2 separate regions of the Homo sapiens genome follow, and region 2 is linked to region 1. A link is an interaction called in ENCODE POLR2A ChIA-PET data of the cell type or tissue named here. Cell type or tissue: Panc1. All regions are shown on one strand. Each heading gives the region's core, and the rest is flanking DNA. Links, peaks and the distances in the headings are about the cores only.

What was found. ChIA-PET counts read pairs that join two places held together with the same protein. Peaks named below come from ENCODE experiments on the same cell type or tissue, not always from the same donor. Only the 100,000 strongest peaks of a DNase experiment are listed, where the experiment ranks them.
Region 2: POLR2A ChIA-PET joins it to region 1 with 6 read pairs; 3 of 35 experiments call an interaction of 5 or more read pairs at or near these places.

Annotation. Positions count from the first base shown.
Region 1 is chr19:6,574,632-6,583,124 of GRCh38, reverse strand. It overlaps a transcript of CD70 not described here. Among named protein-coding and RNA genes, the nearest start is that of CD70, 12 kb to the left of the region's middle. RefSeq lists enhancers at 3,236-3,295, 3,257-3,939, 5,189-5,688, 5,309-5,993. In Panc1, for the core only: no CTCF peak of the experiment used is centred there; a DNase peak (open chromatin) is centred at 2,594.
Region 2 is chr19:6,489,655-6,500,134 of GRCh38, reverse strand. TUBB4A (tubulin beta 4A class IVa) reads left to right here. Exons shown (of 4, transcript NM_006087.4): 4 at 3,914-5,816. The coding sequence ends at 4,971. Among named protein-coding and RNA genes, the nearest start is that of TUBB4A, 7.4 kb to the left of the region's middle. RefSeq lists an enhancer at 10,183-10,452. In Panc1, for the core only: no CTCF peak of the experiment used is centred there; no DNase peak of the experiment used is centred there.

The DNA of each region.
Region 1 (8,493 bases), core at 1,095-3,594:
GAAGGGGAAGTGAGAGGAGTGGTGGGGTGTCCCAGCTGAGGGAGGGAAAATGAGACCCATGCGCCACCCGCCCTCACAAATCTAGCCCTGCAGCCCCTCTCCAACCTTACCTGGACTCAGAACCATGCATCTGGAAAAGCCACAGACACTCGACGCCAGCCTGTGAAAGCAGCCGGGAGGGAGGCTGTATCCTGCAAAGCCACAGGGAAGGGGCTGCCCAAGACCATGGGAACCCACCACTTACATCAGCGTGACCTGGATGTGAGACACAGAGTCAAAGGAGATTATCTGGCAGCTTTAAGATTGGACTGCCTGACTATTCACAATAGCAAAGACTTGGAACCAACCCAAATGTCCATCAATGATAGACTGGATTAAGAAAATGTGGCACATATACACCATGGAATACTATGCAGCCATAAAAACGGATGAGTTCATGTCCTTCATAGGGACATGGATGAAGCTGGAAACCATCATTCTGAGCAAACTATTGCAAGGACAGAAAACCAAACACCGCATGTTCTCACTCATAGGTGGAAATTGAACAATGAGAATACTTGGACACAGGGAGGAGAACATCACACACCGGGGCCTGTCGTGGAGTGTGGAGTCGGGGGAGGGGGGGAGGGATAGCATTAGGAGAAATACCTAATGTAAATGACAAATTAATGGGTGCAGTAAACCAACACGGCACATATATACATATGTAACAAATCTGCACGTTGTGCACATGTACCCTAGAACTTAAAGTATAATTAAAAAAAAAAAAAAAAAAAGATTTGACTGCCTGGCCAGGCACAGTGGCTCATGCCTATAATCCTAACACTTTGGGAGGCCGAGGCGAGCAGATTGCCTGAGCTGAAGAGTTCGAGACCAGCCTGGGCAATATGGTGAAACCCCGTTTCTACTAAAATACAAAAAAAAAAAAATTAGCCAGGCGTGGCAGCGTGCGCCTGTAGTCCCCGCGACTTGGAGGCTGATGCAGGAGAATCGCTTTAACCCGGGAGGCAGAGGTTGCAGTGAGCCGAGATCGAGCCACTGTACTCCAGACTGGGTGACAGAGCGACACTCTGTCTCAAAAAAAAAAAAAAGATTTAACTGCCCCACTGGATTTTGGAATTGCAGGGGACCTTCAGCCCCTTCGTTTGTCCAGTTTCTCCCATTTGGAATGGGTATATCCAACGCCTGTACCCCATTGTATATAGGAAGTAACTAACTTGCTTTTGATTTTACAGGCTCACAGAAGGGACGTGCCTTGTCTCAGATGAGATTTTGGACTGTGGACTTTTGAGTTAATGCTGAAATGAGTTAAGACTTTGGGGGATAGTTAGGAAGGCATGACTAGTTTGAGGACATTATACTCAATGAAATAAGCCAGTCAAAAAGGAAAAATATGTATTGTATAAACTAACTTACATTAATCTACCACATAGGATTAAAACTGTTCACAGGAATATAAAATAGAATTTTTTAGATATACAGTCTTTGAGGGTTTCCTTGTGTTTCTACCAGTCCAGAACTTTTCTTCAGGTGCTTAACCGTCATTTGAATCAGTTCTATTTTCTTTTTTCTTTGTTTGTTTTGATTTTTTGTTTCTTTGTTTGTTTTTTGAGATGGAGTTTCGCTCTTGTCACCCAGGCTGGAATGCAGTGGCACGGTCTCAGCTCACTGCAACCTCCACCTCCCGAGTTCAAGTGATTCTCCTGCCTCAGCCTCTCGAGTAGCTGGGATTACAGGCATCCACCACCACGCCTGCCTGTAATCCCACCTACTCGGGAGGCTGAGGCAGGAGAATCGCTTGAACCTGGGAGGCAGAGGTTGCAGTGAGCCAAGATCGTGCCACTGCACTCCAGCTTGGGCAACAGAGTGAGACTCCATTTCCAAAAAAAAAAAAAAGAGAGAAAGAAAAAGAAATTCAATGTCCATTAACAGGAAGGCTGAGGCAGGAGGCTAGAATCCAGGAGTCTGCAGTGAGCTATGTTCATGTGGCACTCCACCTAGGGTGACAAAGGAATATAAAGAAAAAAAAGAAAGAAAGAGACAAAGAGAGAGAGAGAAGGAGGGAAGGAGGGAAGAAGGAAGGAAGGATTATTTGATGTTACATGATTTTCACCTCAATTTTTGAAAAAAGAGTGTATACACAGGGTTTTATAGAAAAGAAAATACAAGGCCAGGCGCAGTGGCTCACACCTGTAATCCCAGCACTTTGGGAGGCCAAAGCAGGTGAATCAGCTGAGGTCAGGAGTTTGAGACCAGCCTGGCCAACGTGGTGAAGCCCCATGTCTATAAAAATAGAAAAAAATTAGCCAGGCGTGGTGGTGGGCACCTGTGGTCCCAGCTGCTCAGGAGTCTGAGGCAGGAGAATTGCTTGAACCTGGGAGGCAGAGGTTGCAGTGACCCAAGATCATCACACCACTGCACTCCAGCCTAGGCAACAAAGCGAGACTCCATCTCCAAAAAAAAAAAAAAGAGAGAGAGAGAGAAAAGAAAGAAAAAAGAAAATTCAAAGTCCGTTAACAGTTAATCACCATCTTGTCCACCTCCTCAAAAGGAAATTCAATGTCCATTAACAGGACCACGAGCGGTGACTCATGCTTGTTCCCAGCACTTTGGGAGGCCAAGACGGGTGATTCACCTGTCCCAGCTGAGAGAGGGGAAGGATCACCCGCCTCGGCTTGGTCAGAAGGGTAATAAGGGCAAGACCAGCCTGGCTTATATGGCAAAACCCTATCTCTACTAAAATACAAAAAAAAAAAAAATAGCCAGGCATGATGGCAGGCGCCTGTAGTCCCTGCTACCTGGGAGGCTGAGGCAGGAGAATCGCTTGAACCCAGGAAGCAGAGGTCGCAGTGAGCCAAGATCACAACAAGTCTGGCTATTTTTTTTTTTTTTTTTTTTTTTGTATTTTTAGTAAAGACTGGGTTTCACCATGTTGGCCAGGCTGGTCTTGAACTCCTGACCTCAGGTGACCCACCCACCTTGGCCTCCCAAAGAGCTAGGATTACAGGCATGAGCTGCTGTGCCCAGCCTCATCTTTTGAAATTTAGCATTAAACTCGGACATCCAGATTAACAGGATAGAGACCAGAGATGTCCACTGTCATAAATTTAGCCTGCACAAAGGAGGAACTGGTGTTTTGATGAATCTACGTAATTCACCAATTAACCGACCACACTTTGTGTGTGGTCTTTTTTAAGGGTGATGGTAAATGCTTCATGAGTCTGTTGTGCTGAGATAGGAAAACTGTATCTCTTTAAAATTCTCATAATACTGATTTAAATATCATGCTGGTGTGTGTATGTACAATGCACATGCAAATTTCCAGCAAACCTTACCAGCCCTAAGACCCAAGTGAGGCTATTTGAACGCAGAGCCCACATTTTCCAATTTGGGGTAAACCCACTCCTTAATAGCTCGCAAGCCTCCAGAGAGCCCACATATTTGTGCCCCAATATCTGCTCATTTCCTCCTACCCCTATTCCCTGGTAACCACAGTTCTACTCTCTGTCTAAGAGTTTGGCTTTGTTTTTTTTTTTAAAGATTCCCCATATTGACAGAACAGGAGTATCACCATCTTGGACAAGTGCTGCCATTTTAAGTTTCATCTTGATCAGAGCTGGGCGGGGTGGCTCACACCTATAATCCCAGCACTTTGGGAGGCCAAGGTGGGCGGATCATGAGGTCAGGAGATTGAGACCAGCCTGGCTAACATGGTGAAACCCCGTCTCTACTAAAAATACAAAAAAATTAGCCAGGCGTGGTGGCGGGTGCCTGTAGTCCCAGCTACTCAGGAGGCTGAGGCAGGAGAATGGCATGAACCCGGGAGGCAGAGGTTGCAGTGAGCTGAGATCACACCACTGCATCCAGCCTGGGCAACAAAGAGAGAGTCCATCCCAAAAAAAAAAAAAAAAAAAAGTTTCATCTTGATCAAAAAACTGCCTAAATCCAAATGGCATCAGCCTAATGGCTAAGGTCACTATGACCATAAACCACAAATAACATCCTCAACCACAGACATTCCAGCCCCAAGATAACCTCCTTTCTGGCTGGGAAGATGTCAGCCCCAAGATAACCTCCCCTGTGACCAGAGACATTCCAACCCCCCGCCATAAACCTCTCCTCCACACAGAAACATTCCAAGCTTGTGATAAGCCCCCTCACCCTAAAACCAATATATACTTTTAATCTGTAAGAGAGAGCACTCTTGACCAAAATTGGCCAGAAGCCCCTCTCAGGTTTATTCTCCAAAATAAACCCGTCTTTGACTGTTGAGCCCCTTTTCGTGTTTCTTTTCTCTTTCTTTAACTCTTACACGTATAAGTAAGATCACGCAGTATTTGCCTTTCTGTGTCTGGCTTATTTCACTTAGCCTAATGTCCTCCAGGTTCATCCATATTGTCCCAAATGTCAGGATTTTCTTCTCTTGTAAGATGAAATAGTATTCCAATGTGTCTGTAGACCATACTTTCTTTATCTATTCTTTCATTAATGGACACTTATGTTGTTTTCATGTCTTGGCTATTATAAATAATTCTGCAATGGCACTATTCACAATAGCAAAGACTTGGAACCAACCCAAATGCCCATCAGTGACAGACTGGACAAAGAAAATGTGGCACATATACACCATGGAATACTATGCAGCCATAAAAGAGAATGAGTTCATGTCCTTTGTAGGGACATGGATGAAGCTGGAAGCCAAGCCATCATTCTCAGCAAACTAACACAGGAACAGAAAACCAAACACCGCGTGTTCTCACTCATAAGTGGGGGTTGAACAATGAGAATACATGGACACAGGGAAAGGAACATCACACACCGGGGCCTGTCAGGGGTTGGGGGGCAAGGGGAGGGAGAGCATTAGGACAAATACCTAATGCATGTGGGGCTTAAAACCTAGATGATGGGTTGATAGGTGCAGCAAACCACCATGGCACATGTATACTTATGGAACAAGTCTGCACATTCTACACATGTATCCCAGAACTTAAAGTAAAATTTAAAAAAAAATAGTAATGCTGCAATGTTCATGCAGATATTACTATGTTCTGACTTCTCAACGTCAGAAGTGCAGCCTTTGAGGAACTGAAACCTGTGTAGCTGAAAGCTATTAAAGAGCAGATTCTCCTGCTCCAAATACTGCATTCTGGAAGAGGGAAGTAAGCTCTTCCAGTCTTAGTGAAACTGTTCTCTGACGTCTTTCTCATATATACCCTGGTTTCCCCATGGGGGCCATGCAAGACCCAGGGCATTCTGGAAGAGGGTGCTGGGGTCTTCTGGTCTTAGTGAAGCTGTTCTCTGGTGTCTGTCTTATATACCCTGGTTCTCTGATGGGACCACACAAGACCCAGAGAAGGCAAACACTTCCACTGGCAGACCTGTGGCAGATTCTTCTCTCCTCCAGCCCCAAGATGATATTGTATTTGCAAGATTGTTTCCTCCCTGAGAATTGGCTTAACACTTTGCCGTTATTCAAATAGGCTGAGACGGGGTGTGTCTCATCCGCTCAGGGGGCAAGCCCAGACAAGCCCAGACAAGACCAAGCTTTCTTTACATTCAGAGACTATCTGGACTCTCAGATGCATATGCAACTCAAAAACCACCTACCACCAGTACCCATAAACACACACACACACACATACACTGAGCACAGCCTCCTCAAGTGCACACACCCAGCCTTTATCTTTGTGTGCACACTTTTGTGCATGCTTAGTCTTTTATGTGCACCGACCATTACTCTGTCAAATAAAAAACAAATCTGAATTTAGCAAGGGAAGACTTTATTCAAAAAGACTATTGCAAGGAGGGTAGAATAGGACTATCCTGTCACACACACCCATGTGAAGAGAGTCCACCAACAGGCTTTGTGTGAGCAACGAGGCTGCTTATTTCCCTTGGGTGCAAGTGGACTGAGTCCAAAAAGAGTGTCAGCAAAGGGAGATGGGGTGGGGCAGTTTTATAGGATTTGGGTAGGTAGTGGAAAATTACAGTTAAAGGTGGTTATCTCTTGGGGGCAGGGGCGGGGTCACAAGGTGCGGTGGGGAGATCATGAGACTCATTGTCCAGGAGAAGGAATGTCACAAGGTTGATTGATTGATTAGTTGGGGTGGGGCAGGAACAAATCACAATAGTGAAATGTCCTCTTTTGTGGTTCTTGAGTTGCTCCAGGCCATCTGAATGTATACGTGCAGGTCACAGGGGTTATGATGGCTTAGCTTCAGCTCAGAGGCCTGACATTACTGTCTTCTTATATTAATAGGAAAAACAAAACAAAATAGTGGTGAAGTGTTGGGGTGGCAAAAAGTTTTTGGGGGGGTGGTATGGAGAGATAATGGGCAATGTTTCTCAGGGCTGCTTCGAGTGGGATTAGGGGTGGCGTGGGAACCTAGAGTGGGAGAGATTAAACTGAAGAAAGATTTTGGGGTAAGGGATGATATTGTGGGGTTGTTGGAAGGAGCATTTGTCATATAGAATGATTGCTGATGGCCTGGGTGTGGTTTTGTAGGAATTGAGAAACTAAACGGAAGATACAAGGTCTGAATAAGGGAAGGAGAAAAACAGGTATTTAAGGACTAAGGGAGGACCCAGGATATCCAACTAGAGAGTGCCCAAAGTGGTTCAGCATAATTATTTGCTTGACTGGCGAGTTTCTGGGCTCTGTCCTTGAGTGTTTTTATGTTGTCATATACCAGGCCAGATAGATTTAGGTAAAAACAACAGTCTTCATTTAAAAATATGCAGAGTCTTCCTTTTTCAGCAGTGAGCAAGTTCAGGCCTATTCCTGTCTTCTTATATTAATAGTAAGAAAAACAAAACAGCAGTGAAATGTTGGTGTCATGAGGGGAACAGGAAGCTGTTCGGTCCCATATGCAAATTGATTTTTGGGAGTAAGGAAAACTAGTGTACATGTGCCTGTCCAATTAACAGCTAAACACATGTAGGTGGAGAAGCCACGAAGGAAAAAGAGACCTTGTGTAAGGCAAAACTGGAAATGTAAAGTGAAAAGATGAGAGGATGTACTAAAAGAGGTATCTTCATATGGCTAGGAATCTGGAGTAGGCAAGAGAAGATTAGCAGCCCGGTGAATTTCCTGTCTAGCCTGCTGGAGGACTGGAAGATAGCCGCCTAGAGGGCTGGTGTCTAGGATGAGGTTGGGGCCCAGCAAGAAAGTGCGTCCATATAAAAGTTCAAATGGACTGTACCCTGTGGCCTCTCGAGGACAGGCCCTAATTCTGAGGAGGGCAAGTGGTAGAAGTACTTAAGTTGGAGGCTGAGCTTGGTGAGGTGTGTTTTTAAAAGACCATTCGTCTGTTCTACCTTTCCTGAAGATTGAGGACGGTAAGGGGTATGAAGTTTCCACTGAATACCAAGAGCCTGAGAAACTGCTTGGGTGATTTGACTAATAAAGGCGGGACCATTGTCAGATTGAATAGAAGCAGGGAGGCCAAATCGGGGAATTATATCTGTTAGAAGGGAAGAGATGATGGCAGTACCCTTTTCGGAGCTAGTGGGAAAAGCCTCAACTCATCCGGTGAAGGTATCGACCCAAACCAGGAGATATTTAAATTTACGGACATGGGGCATATGAGAAAAGTCAATTTGCCAATCTTGTGTCGGAGTAAATCCACGAGCCTGATGCATAGGAAAAGGAGGAGGCCTGAGAAAGCCTTGGGGGCTGGTGGCATGGCAGACAGAGCATTGAGAGGTGATGGTCTTAAGGATGGATTTCCACAGAGGGAAGGAGATGAGGGGCTGTAGGAGGCGAGCCAGAGACTTGTATCCCACATGGAGGTGGTCATGAAGGAAAGAAAGAATGAACTGAGCTTGTGAGGCAGGAAGAATGAATTTTCCATGATTTAAGAACCACTTGCCCTGAGTTGGAAAAGACTGGTAGAGCAGGTTTCCAGAAGAAGAGTAGGTGGGAGTGATAGAGGAGAAAGAAAAATACTGGCCCTCTGGAGCGGGGGCTGGAATATTGGCAGATGTGGAGGCATTGGCTATTTCTTTTGCTGTCCTGTCGACATAGGCATTTCCTTTTGCAATAAGATCAGTAGGTTTCTGGTGTCCTTTACAATGAATGACTCCAGCCATGGCCGGCGGGAGAGCAGCCTTAAGGAGGGCCTTTATTAGGGAGGCATTGATCATGGAAGAGCCTTGTGTGGTAAAGAAGCCTCTTTCAGCCCAGAGGGCAGCATGGTTATGGAGGATGTGGAAAGCATATTGGAGTCCGTGTAAATGTTAATGTGCATTCTGTTAGCAAGAGAGAGCGCACGAGTTAAAGCAATTAGTTTGGCTTGTTGGGAAGTGGTGGAGGGAGGAAGTGCAGCAGCTTCGATAATAAAGATGTGGGACACGACATCATATCCAGCTTTAGCTGGTGAAAATTGATTGGGTTTAGAAGCACTGCCATCGATAAACCAAGCGTGGCCTGGGTTTGGAACTGGAAGAATAGAAATCTGAGGAAAGCGGGAAGATGCTATGTGTGTTAGGGAA
Region 2 (10,480 bases), core at 2,132-4,631, 84 kb after region 1:
AATAAAACAGGGATTCTAAAATGCTATTAGAATTGTGAGGCTCAGGGTGGGCACGGTGGCTCACACCTGTAATCCCAGCACTTTGGGAGGCCGAGGCGGGTGGATCACCTGAGGTCGGGAGTTTGAGACCAGCCTGACTAACATGGAGAAACCCCATCTCTACTAAAAATAAAAAATTAGCCAGGCATGGTGGCACATGCCTGTAATCCCAGCTACTCGGGAGGCTGAGGCAAGAGAATTGCTTGAACGGCAGAGGTTGTGGTGAGCCAAGATCATGACACTGCACCCCAGCGTGGGCAACAAGAGTGAAACTTCGTCTCCAAAAAAAAAAAAAAATTGTGAAGCTTAAAGTCATGAATATGTGTAGAGTTTAGAACAATGCCTGACACAGAGAAAGAGGTAAATAAGCATTTGTCGTTGTTTTCATTACTATCTGCAGTCTAGAATGTGAGTAGGATTTGGACTGGCCAAAGGGCATGGAAGGGAGGAAAGATGTTTAAGACGGAGGCAACAGCATATGTGAAGATAGTGGGGTGTCCACACCCTGGGACAATCCTTCCGGGAAAGCTTTCCTGGCTCCAGCTGGCTGCATGTCCCCACCCTGGCTCCACCCGCCTCCAATACTCCCAGCATGTAAGACGTGCTAAATGCAGGACCTGTCCTGCCTCTCTGAATCTTTTCCGCAACTCGCCTCTTACTTCCATTTTACAGGTGAGAAAACAGAGGCACAGAGACGTTAGGTCACTTGCAGAAAGTCACACTGCAAGCCACTGGGGCTGTCAGGAGCCAGAGGAGAGGGTCTGACTACTAGGTCCACGCTTTTTTTTTTTTTTGAGACGGAGTCTCCGTTGCCCAGGCTGGAGTGCAGTGACGCAACCTCCACCTCCCAGATTCAAGCGATTCTCCTGCCTCACGAGTAGCTGGGACTACAGGCATGCATCACCACACCTAGCTAATTTTTTGTATTTTTAATAGTGACGGGGTTTCGCCATGTTGGCCAGGCTGGTCTCCTATTCCTGACCTCTCAGGTGATCTGCCTGCCTCTGCTTCCCAAAGTGCTGGGATTACAGGCATGAGCAACCGCGCCTGGTCTGAGCCCACACTTTTAATGCTCCTCCCACCCCCTGGCCACCCAGAGGCCATAGAATCTCTTGGCCCAACTGTAAGCCCTCTGGTCCTCCTGAAATCACTCACACCATTTGGCCAATCTCATTTCATCTTGATTTCACCCAGCCATTTCCCAAGGACCTATGATGGGCCACGGCCACAAAACTGCATCATTATGTTTTGAAATCTTCCAACAGATCAGAAAGGGGAAGTCACTTGTCCAAGGTCACACAGTTTGTCTTGTCAGTCCCGAGAATCTGCAGTCTAAACCACCAGGCTCGGGAGGAGGAGGGAGGGGGTGACCAGAGGTGGCTTCTCTGAGGATGTGGCATTGAGCTGAGACCTGAAGGAAGTGAGGAAAAAGTCAGGTGAATACCTGGGGGGAAAGCATTCTAAGCAGCCAAGCCACTAGTGCAAAGGCCCCAGGGCAGGACCACACCTGGAAAGCTGGAGTAACAGCTGCGGCTGAAGCAGAGTGAGGGAGGGGATGGGGCAGGTCCGGCAGGGCCTTGTGGCCTGCAGGGAGGATTTGGGCTTTGACCCCAAGGTAGGTGGGAGCCATGGAGGGCTGTAGGCAGAGGAGGGACGGGACCTGACTTACTTGCTCTCAGGTGTCCTCTCGTGGGTACTGTGGAGAGGACAGACTGGGTGATAAGGGTAGGAGCCAGGGGACCAGGACAGAGGGAATTGAACTTATCCAGGAGGGTGATGCTGGAGCTGAACTAAGGTGGAGACAGATGAGGGGTGAAAGAAAACGTTAGCTGTTCACAGTAATACCGGCCAATATTCTTTTTTTTATTCCATTTTTTTTTTTTTTGAGACAAAGTCTCACTCTGTCGCCCAGGCTGGAGTGCAGTGGCGCGATCTCGGCTCACTGCAAGCTCCACCTCCTGGGTTCACGCCATTCTCCTGCCTCAGCCTCCCGAGTAGCTGAGACTACAGGCACCCACCACCACATCCAGCTAATTTTTTCTATTTTTAGTAGAGACGGGGTTTCACCGTGTTAGCCGGGATAGTCTTGATCTCCTGACCTCGCTATCCGCCCGCCTCGGCCTCCCAAAGTGCTGGGTTTACAAGCGTGAGCCACCACGCCTGGCCAATATTCTTCTTTTTTTTTTTTTTTTTTTTTGAGACGGAGTCTTGCTGTCGCCCAGGCTGGAGTGCAGTGGCACGATCTCGGCTCACTGCAGGCTCAGCCTCCCGAGTAGCTGGGACTACAGGCGCCCGCCACCTCGCCCGGCTAATTTTTTGTATTTTCAGTAGAGACAGGGTTTCACTGTGTTAGCCAGGATGGTCTCGATCTCCTAACCTCGCAATCTGCCCGCCTCGGCCTCCCTAAGTGCTGGATTACAGGCATGAGCCACTGCGCCTGGCCAATATTCTAATACTGATTCTTTTCCTCCGGGAGCTTGCATTCCACAGTGAGCTTGCAGACAATAAACATGATTAACAAGAAAACACAGGCCAAGCATGGTGGCTCACGCCTGTAATCCCAGCACTTTAGGAGGCCATGGCAGGTGGATTGCTCCAGCTCAGGAGTTCAAGAACAGCCTGGGCAACATGTCGAAACCCCACCTCTACAAAAAAAAGATACAAAAATTAGCCAGATCTGGTAGCATAAGCCTGTAGTCCCAGCTACTCAAAAGGCTGGGGCAGGAGGATCACTTGAACCTGGGAAGTCAAGGCTGCAGTGAGCCATGATTGCACCTCTGTACTCCAGCCTGGGCAACATACCAAGACCCTGCCTGAAAATGATATTATTATTAATAATGATGTTAAATATTAATCTTTTTATTGTTATTATTTATTTGTTTTAGAGACAGGGTCTTGCTCTGTCTCCCAGGCTGCAATGGTGTGATCATAGCTCACTGCAGCCTCCAACTCCTGGGCTCAAGCAATCTCCCACCTGAGCCCCCCTAGTAACTGGTACTACAGGTGTGCCACCACCATGACTGGCTAATTTATATATATATATATATATATATATATATATATATATATATTTTTTTTTTTTTTTTTTTTTTTTTTTTTTTGTAGAGACATGGCCTCACTAGGTTGCCCAGGCTAGTCTTGAACTGCTGGGCTCAAGCAATCCTCCCACCTCTGCCTCCCAAAGTGTTAGGATTACAGGCATGAGCCACTGTGCCCAGTCTTGGTTTTTTTTTAGGCAGGGGGCGGGGGAGTGTTTTGTGTGTATGTGTGTTTTTGAGATGGAGTCTCACTCCGTCACCCAGGCTGGAATGCAGTGGCTCAATCTTGGCTACCTGCAGCCTCCTCCTCCCAGGTTCAAGCAATTCTCTTGCCTCAGCCTCCCGAGTAGCCAGGGACTACGATCGCTCACCAGCACACCTGGCTATAATTGTTATTATTTATTATTATTATTATTATTATTATTTTGAGACGGAGTCTCGCTCTGTTGCCCAGGCTGCAGTGCAGTGGCACAATGTCGGCTCACTGCAAGTTCCGCCTCCTGGGTTCACGCCATTCTCCTGCCTCAGCCTCCCGAGTAGCTAGGACTACAGGCGCCCGCCACCACTCCCGGCTAATTTTTTTTGTAATTTTAGTAGAGACGGGGTTTCACCGTGTTAGCCAGGATGGTCTCGATCTCCTGACCTCGTGATCCGCCCACCTCGGCCTCCCAAAGTGCTGGGATTACAGGTGTGAGCCACCGCACCCGGCTATTTGTTATTATTTTTGATAGTTACTAGTATTCAACTACTAGAGGCCCTCCAGGTGGTGGAGAGACAGAGTCAAGGGTTGGGGCTCCCCATAACTGCATGTGTGTCCCCTCCCCTTCCCTCTCTAGGCCAATCCGGAGCCGGCAACAACTGGGCAAAGGGGCACTACACGGAGGGCGCAGAGCTGGTGGACGCTGTCCTGGACGTAGTCCGGAAGGAGGCCGAGAGCTGCGACTGCCTTCAGGGCTTCCAGCTGACCCACTCGCTGGGGGGTGGCACGGGGTCCGGAATGGGCACGCTGCTCATCAGTAAGATCCGCGAGGAGTTCCCAGACCGCATCATGAACACCTTCAGCGTGGTGCCCTCGCCCAAAGTGTCAGACACGGTGGTGGAGCCCTACAACGCCACGCTGTCTGTGCACCAGCTGGTGGAGAATACGGATGAGACCTACTGCATCGACAACGAGGCACTCTACGACATCTGTTTCCGCACCCTCAAGCTGACCACCCCCACCTACGGGGACCTCAACCACCTGGTGTCGGCCACCATGAGCGGGGTCACCACCTGCCTGCGCTTCCCGGGCCAGCTGAACGCCGACCTGCGCAAGCTGGCCGTCAACATGGTTCCCTTTCCTCGCCTGCACTTCTTCATGCCCGGCTTCGCACCCCTGACCAGCCGGGGCAGCCAGCAGTACCGGGCCCTGACGGTGCCCGAGCTCACCCAGCAGATGTTCGATGCCAAGAACATGATGGCGGCGTGCGACCCGCGCCACGGCCGCTACCTGACCGTGGCCGCCGTGTTCCGGGGCCGCATGTCCATGAAGGAGGTGGACGAGCAGATGCTGAGCGTGCAGAGCAAGAACAGCAGCTACTTCGTGGAGTGGATCCCCAACAACGTGAAGACGGCCGTGTGCGACATCCCGCCCCGCGGCCTGAAGATGGCCGCGACCTTCATCGGCAACAGCACGGCCATCCAGGAGCTGTTCAAGCGCATCTCCGAGCAGTTCACGGCCATGTTCCGGCGCAAGGCCTTCTTGCACTGGTACACGGGCGAGGGCATGGACGAGATGGAGTTCACCGAGGCCGAGAGCAACATGAATGACCTGGTATCTGAGTACCAGCAGTACCAGGACGCCACGGCCGAGGAGGGCGAGTTCGAGGAGGAGGCGGAGGAGGAGGTGGCCTAGGCTGCTCCCATCGCTTCCCACCTGTCCCCTCGAGGCTTCTGACCTTTGATCCGCTAGGCCCCCCATCTCTGAACCCTAGAGCCCCGCTTTCCCTCCAAGGCTGACTCCCCGCTGACCCTAACAATACCTTTGGAGCTCGCTTTACCTCTGGCTACTTCATCTCCGACCCTGGCTCCCCTTTGAGCCCTAATTTATCTTTAACCCCCTTGAGCTCTTCCAACCTTGACATTCCCAGGAGGAGCCCCGCTTCACCCCTTCTGACTCTGGAAACCGCACCTTTAACTTTGCAGACCTTCCTTCACCCCTGACTTCTGCTTCACCTTTGACCTCTGCCCCCCATGAATCCCATTTTACCTCTAGACCTATAAGTTCTGGTTTATGTTTGACCCCTCCCTCTGAGCTGCACTTCACCGCTGACCTTGCCTCACCTTTAACCCCCCACCTGAGCCCCAGCTCCTACCTCTGACCCCAACTTCTCTTTGATCTCTGAATCCCCTCTGACTCCAACTTCTCTTTCACCCTCTATGAGTCCCATTTTACTTCTACACCTGCAAGTCCTGGTTTATATTGGACCCCTCCCTCCGAGCTGCAGTTCACCTTTGACCTTGCCTCACCTTTCACCCCCCACCCCCCACAGCGTCAGCTCCTACCTCTGACCCCAGCTTCTCTCTGATTCCCACAGGCCCCATGCATCCTCCCTGCCTCACTCCCCTCAGCCCCTGCCGACCTTAGCTTATCTGGGAGAGAAACAAGGCCTGGTGCCTGTGAGGAAGAGAGGTCACCCCTACCCTCCCTCCCCGCTTCCCTGCCTCACCCTCAATAAATAAATTAATTGTTGTCATGGATGTTTCTGCCGAATCCCTCTTTCCTCTCTTACAGCAAGTGCGGGCTTTTCTCTACAGGATGGAGGAGGGTACCGATGACATCTCATCTCTGGATGGGGGGCGTGCTGGGGAGGGATCAGACGGGCCAGGCTAGGCCACCCACTAACCCTGAGGTTTTGACTAAGCCATTTGCCTTCTCTCAGCCTCGGTCTTCCCACCTGTAAAATGGGATCGTATGTTTTCCCCCAGGATCCCCCCACAACTGTTATAGGAATGGGGTCCCAATCCAGACCCCAAGAGAGGGTTCTTGGATCTCAAGAAAGAATTCAGGGCAAGTCCATAAAGTAAAAGCACGTTTATTAAGAAAGTAAAGGGGTAGGGCACGGTGGCTCACACCTGTAATCCCAACATTGGGAGGCTGAGGCAGGTGGATCACCTGAGGCCAGGAGAGACCAGCCTGGTCAACATGGCGAAATCCCATCTCTACTAAAAATAAAAAAATTCGCAGGGCGTGGTGGTGGGCGCCTGTAGTCCCAGGTACTCCGGAGGCTGAGGCAGGAGAATCGCTTGAACCTGGGAGGCAGAGGTTGCAGTGAGCCAAGATAACGCCACTGCACACCAGCCTGGCAACAGAGTGACACTCCGTCTCAAAAAATAATAATAATTAAATAAATAAATAAAGGAGCCAGGTGCAGTGGCTCATGCCTGTAATCCCAACACTTTGGGAGTCTGAGGTGGGTGGATCACCTGAGGCCAGGAGAGACCAGCCTGACCAACATGGTGAAACCCCAACTCTACTAAAAATGCAAAAATTACCTGGGCGTGGTGGCAGGCGCCTATAGTTCCGGCTACTTGGGAGGCTGAGGCAGGAGAATCACTTGAACCTGGGAGGCAGAGGTTGCAGTCAGCTGAGATGGCGCCACTGCACTCCAGCCTGGGTGACAGAGCGAGACTCCGTATCAAAAAAAAAAAAAAAAAAAAAAAAAACAAAGAATGGCTACTCCACAGATGAGAGCCACTGGTTGCCCATTTTTATGGTTTTTTCTTGATGATATGCTAGACAAGGGGTGGATTATTCATGCCTCCCCTTTTTAGAACATGTAGGGTGACTTCCTGACATTGCCGTGGCATCTGTAAACTGTCATGGCGCTGGTGGGAGTGTAGCAGTGAGGACAACCAGAGGTCACTCATCATCATCTTGGTTTTGGTGGGTTTTGACCAGCTTCCTTACTGCAACCTGTTTTTTGTTTGTTTGTTTGTTTGTTTTGTTTTGTTTTGCTTTGTTGTTGTTGTCGTTTTTGAGACAGAGTCTCACTCTGTCGCCCAGGCTGGAGTGCAGTGGCATGATCTCGGCTCACTGCAGGCTCCACCTCCCGGGTTCACGCCATTCTCCTGCCTCAGCCTCCCGAGTAGCTAAGACTACAGGCGCCCACCACCACATCCAGCTAATTTTTTCTATTTTTAGTAGAGACGGGGTTTCACCGTGTTAGCCAGGATAGTCTTGATCTCCTGACCTCGCGATCCACCCGCCTCGGCCTCCCAAAGTGCCGGGATTATAGGCATGAGCCACCGCACCCGGCCTACTGCAACCTATTTTATCAGCAAGGTCTTTATGACCTGTATCTTATGCCGATCTCATCCTGTGAGTTAGAATGCCTTAACCATCTGGGAATGCAGCCCAGTAGGTCTCAGGTCTCAGCCTCATTTTACCCAGCTCCTATTCAAGATGGAGTTGTTCTGGTTCACACGTCTCTGACACACCCACCTCAGAATTGTTCGTGAGGATCTGAGGAGATCTCAGGAGCACAGAGTGGGTGCTTGGTGGCAGAGGTACTGCTGTTCTCTGTGCAGCACCTTGCAAATATGGAAGGCAGGAAGGGGAATCTCTAGGGAAGGGTGCCAGGAAGATGGCAGCCTGAGCTGGCACCCAAGTGGCAATCTTGCCAGAGTAACAACACAGCTCACCCACATGAAACTTTTCTGTGTGCATGACTCATGCCTCATTTCATGCAAGCCTCACACCAACCCTGGAAGGCCTAAGCTTCTATCCCCTTCCAAGCCAAGGTTTAGAGAGAGAAGAGCATTATCAGTTAGCTTTTGCTGTGTAACAATCCCCCAAAACTTAGTGGCTTAAGACAAAAACAGGTATTTATTTTGCTCCCAAATCTGTAATCTGAGCAAGGATTGGCGAGGCAGTTCATTTAGGCTCCCTATGACATCAGCCAGAGCATCTTAGCCAGAGGTAGAGGGATCTACTTCCAAGGTGGCTCACAACAGACTGGCCAGGTGGTGCCAATTATCAGCTGGGGGCTCAGCAGGAGTAAGGAGAACAAAGACCTTAGTGTCTCTCCATAGTCCCCTTGGGCTTCCTCACAACATGGCTGCCAGGTTCCCCCAGAGCAAACACCCCAAGAGAGCAGGACAGAAGTAAATGCAAAAAAAAACGGATTGCATTTTTATGACCTAACTTCAGAAGTCATACAGTGTCACTTATTCAGGACTCACCAACAAGGCAGTCACTAAGCCTTGTTCAGATTCAAGGGGATGAAGTACAGACTCCAGCTCTTTTCTTTTTGAGACAGGATCTCACTCTGTCACCCAGGGTAGAGTGCAGTGGTGTGATCATGGTTCATTGAAACCTCAAACTCCTGGGCTCAAGCAATCCTCCCACCTCAGCCTCCAGAGTCACTAGGACTACAGGCACATGCCACCACAGCTGGTTAATTTTTTTGTATTGTTAGTAGACATTAGAGATAGGGTCTCACTTTGTCACCCAGGCTAGTCTCCTGCCTCAGCCTCCCAAAGTGCTGGGATTACAGGCATGAGCCACCACACTTGGTCCATCCTCCAGCTCTTTTATTTTGTTTTGTTTTGTTTTGTTAGAGTTTCACCCTTGTCGCCCAGGCTGGAGTACAATGGCATGATCTTGGTTCACTGCAATCTCCGCCTCCTGGGCTCAAGCAATTATCTTGCCTCAGCCTCCTGAGTAGCTGGGATTACAGGCACCCACCACCACACCCAGCTAATTTTTGTATTTTTAGTAGAGATGGGGTTTCACCATGTTGACCAGGCTGGTCTCAAACTCCTGGCCTCAGGTGATCCACCCGCCTTGGCCTCCCAAAATGCTGGGATTACAGGCATGTTCCACCATGCCCAACCCACACTCCAGCTCTTGATGGTAGAGTGGCAAGATTCTAGAAGAGCACGTAGGGTGAGTAATAGAGCCATGGCCATCTTTAGAAATTACAAATTTTTGGCCAGGTGCGGTGGCTCACTCCTGTAATCCCAAAATTTTGGGAGGCCAAGGCGGGCAGATTACTTGAGTCCAGGAGTTTGAATCCAGCTTGGGCAACATGGCAAAACCCTGTCTCTACAAAAAATACATAATAATAATAATAATAATAATAACTCGCTGTGGTGGTGCACAACTGTAACCCCAGCTACTCAGCAGGCCAAGGAGGTCAAGGCTGCAGTGAGCTGAGCTGTAATTGCACCACTGCACGACAGCCTGAGTGACAGAGTGAGACACTGTGGGAGAAAAGAAAGGGAAGGGAACGGAAGGGGAGGGGAGGGGAAGTAAGGGGAGGGGAGGGGAATGTACTGGGCACGGTGGCTCACACCTGTAATCCCAGCACTTTGAGAGGCTGAGGCGGGTGGATCACGAGGTCAGGAGTTCAATACCAGCCTGGCCAACATGGTGAAACCCCGTCTCTACTAAAGGCACAAAAAATTAGCTGGGTATGGTGGCACGCAACTGTAATCCCAGCTACTCAGGAGGCTGAGGCAGGAGAATCACTTGAACCTGGGAGGCAGAGGTTGAAGTGAGCTGAGATCGTGCCATTGCACTTCAGCCTGGGCAACAGAGTGAGACTCTGTCTCAAAAAAAAGAAGGAAAGAAAGAAAAGAAAGAGAGAGAGAAAAGAAAGGAGGGAAGGAAAGAAGGAAGGAAGGAAGAAAAGAAGAAGGCAAGAAGACAGGAAGACAGGAAGGAGGGAAGTAAGGAAGGGAGGGAGGGAGAGAAGAGGGAGGAAGGAAGGAAAGAAGGAAGGAAGGAAAAAATGAAGGAATAAATTACAATTTGCCACACAAAGTCACTTGCCCATGGTCACATGGCTACTAAACAGTGAGCTGGAATTCAAACCCTGCTAGTTGAACCCTAGAATCCTGACACAGGCAGCCAGAGTTCCGTGTGGGGACCATTCTAGGTATATTAAGCAGACAGGAACTTAATACAAGAATCGATGGTGCTTGCAAAATCACTGGAAGACGCTGAGAGAGTGGGCTGTGTAGGCTTCTCAAATTTTACCGTGCAAAAGAATCAGCAGAACAACTTGCTAACGCACAGTTTCTTCAGTCTCACCCCCTCACAGTTGCAGATTCAGTAAGTAGGTCCGGGGTGGGGCTCAAGACTCTGCATTTTTAACAAGTTCTCAGGAGATGCTAAAGATGTGTGAATAAGACCACAGATTGAGCAGCCCCGGAATAGGTAGGACCCTCGTGACACCACAGAGCTGGGTCACCAAGGAGCAGCTCCTTTGTATAGGGAGAAAGGTGGAGAACAAAGAGGCAGTTACCAGAACTATGACCTGGAAATGGGTCCAACAAAGAACACGAATTCATGAAAATAAAATGTATAGCTCCACAACCCTGCTTCTCAGCAAGATATACACACAAGCCCACACTGC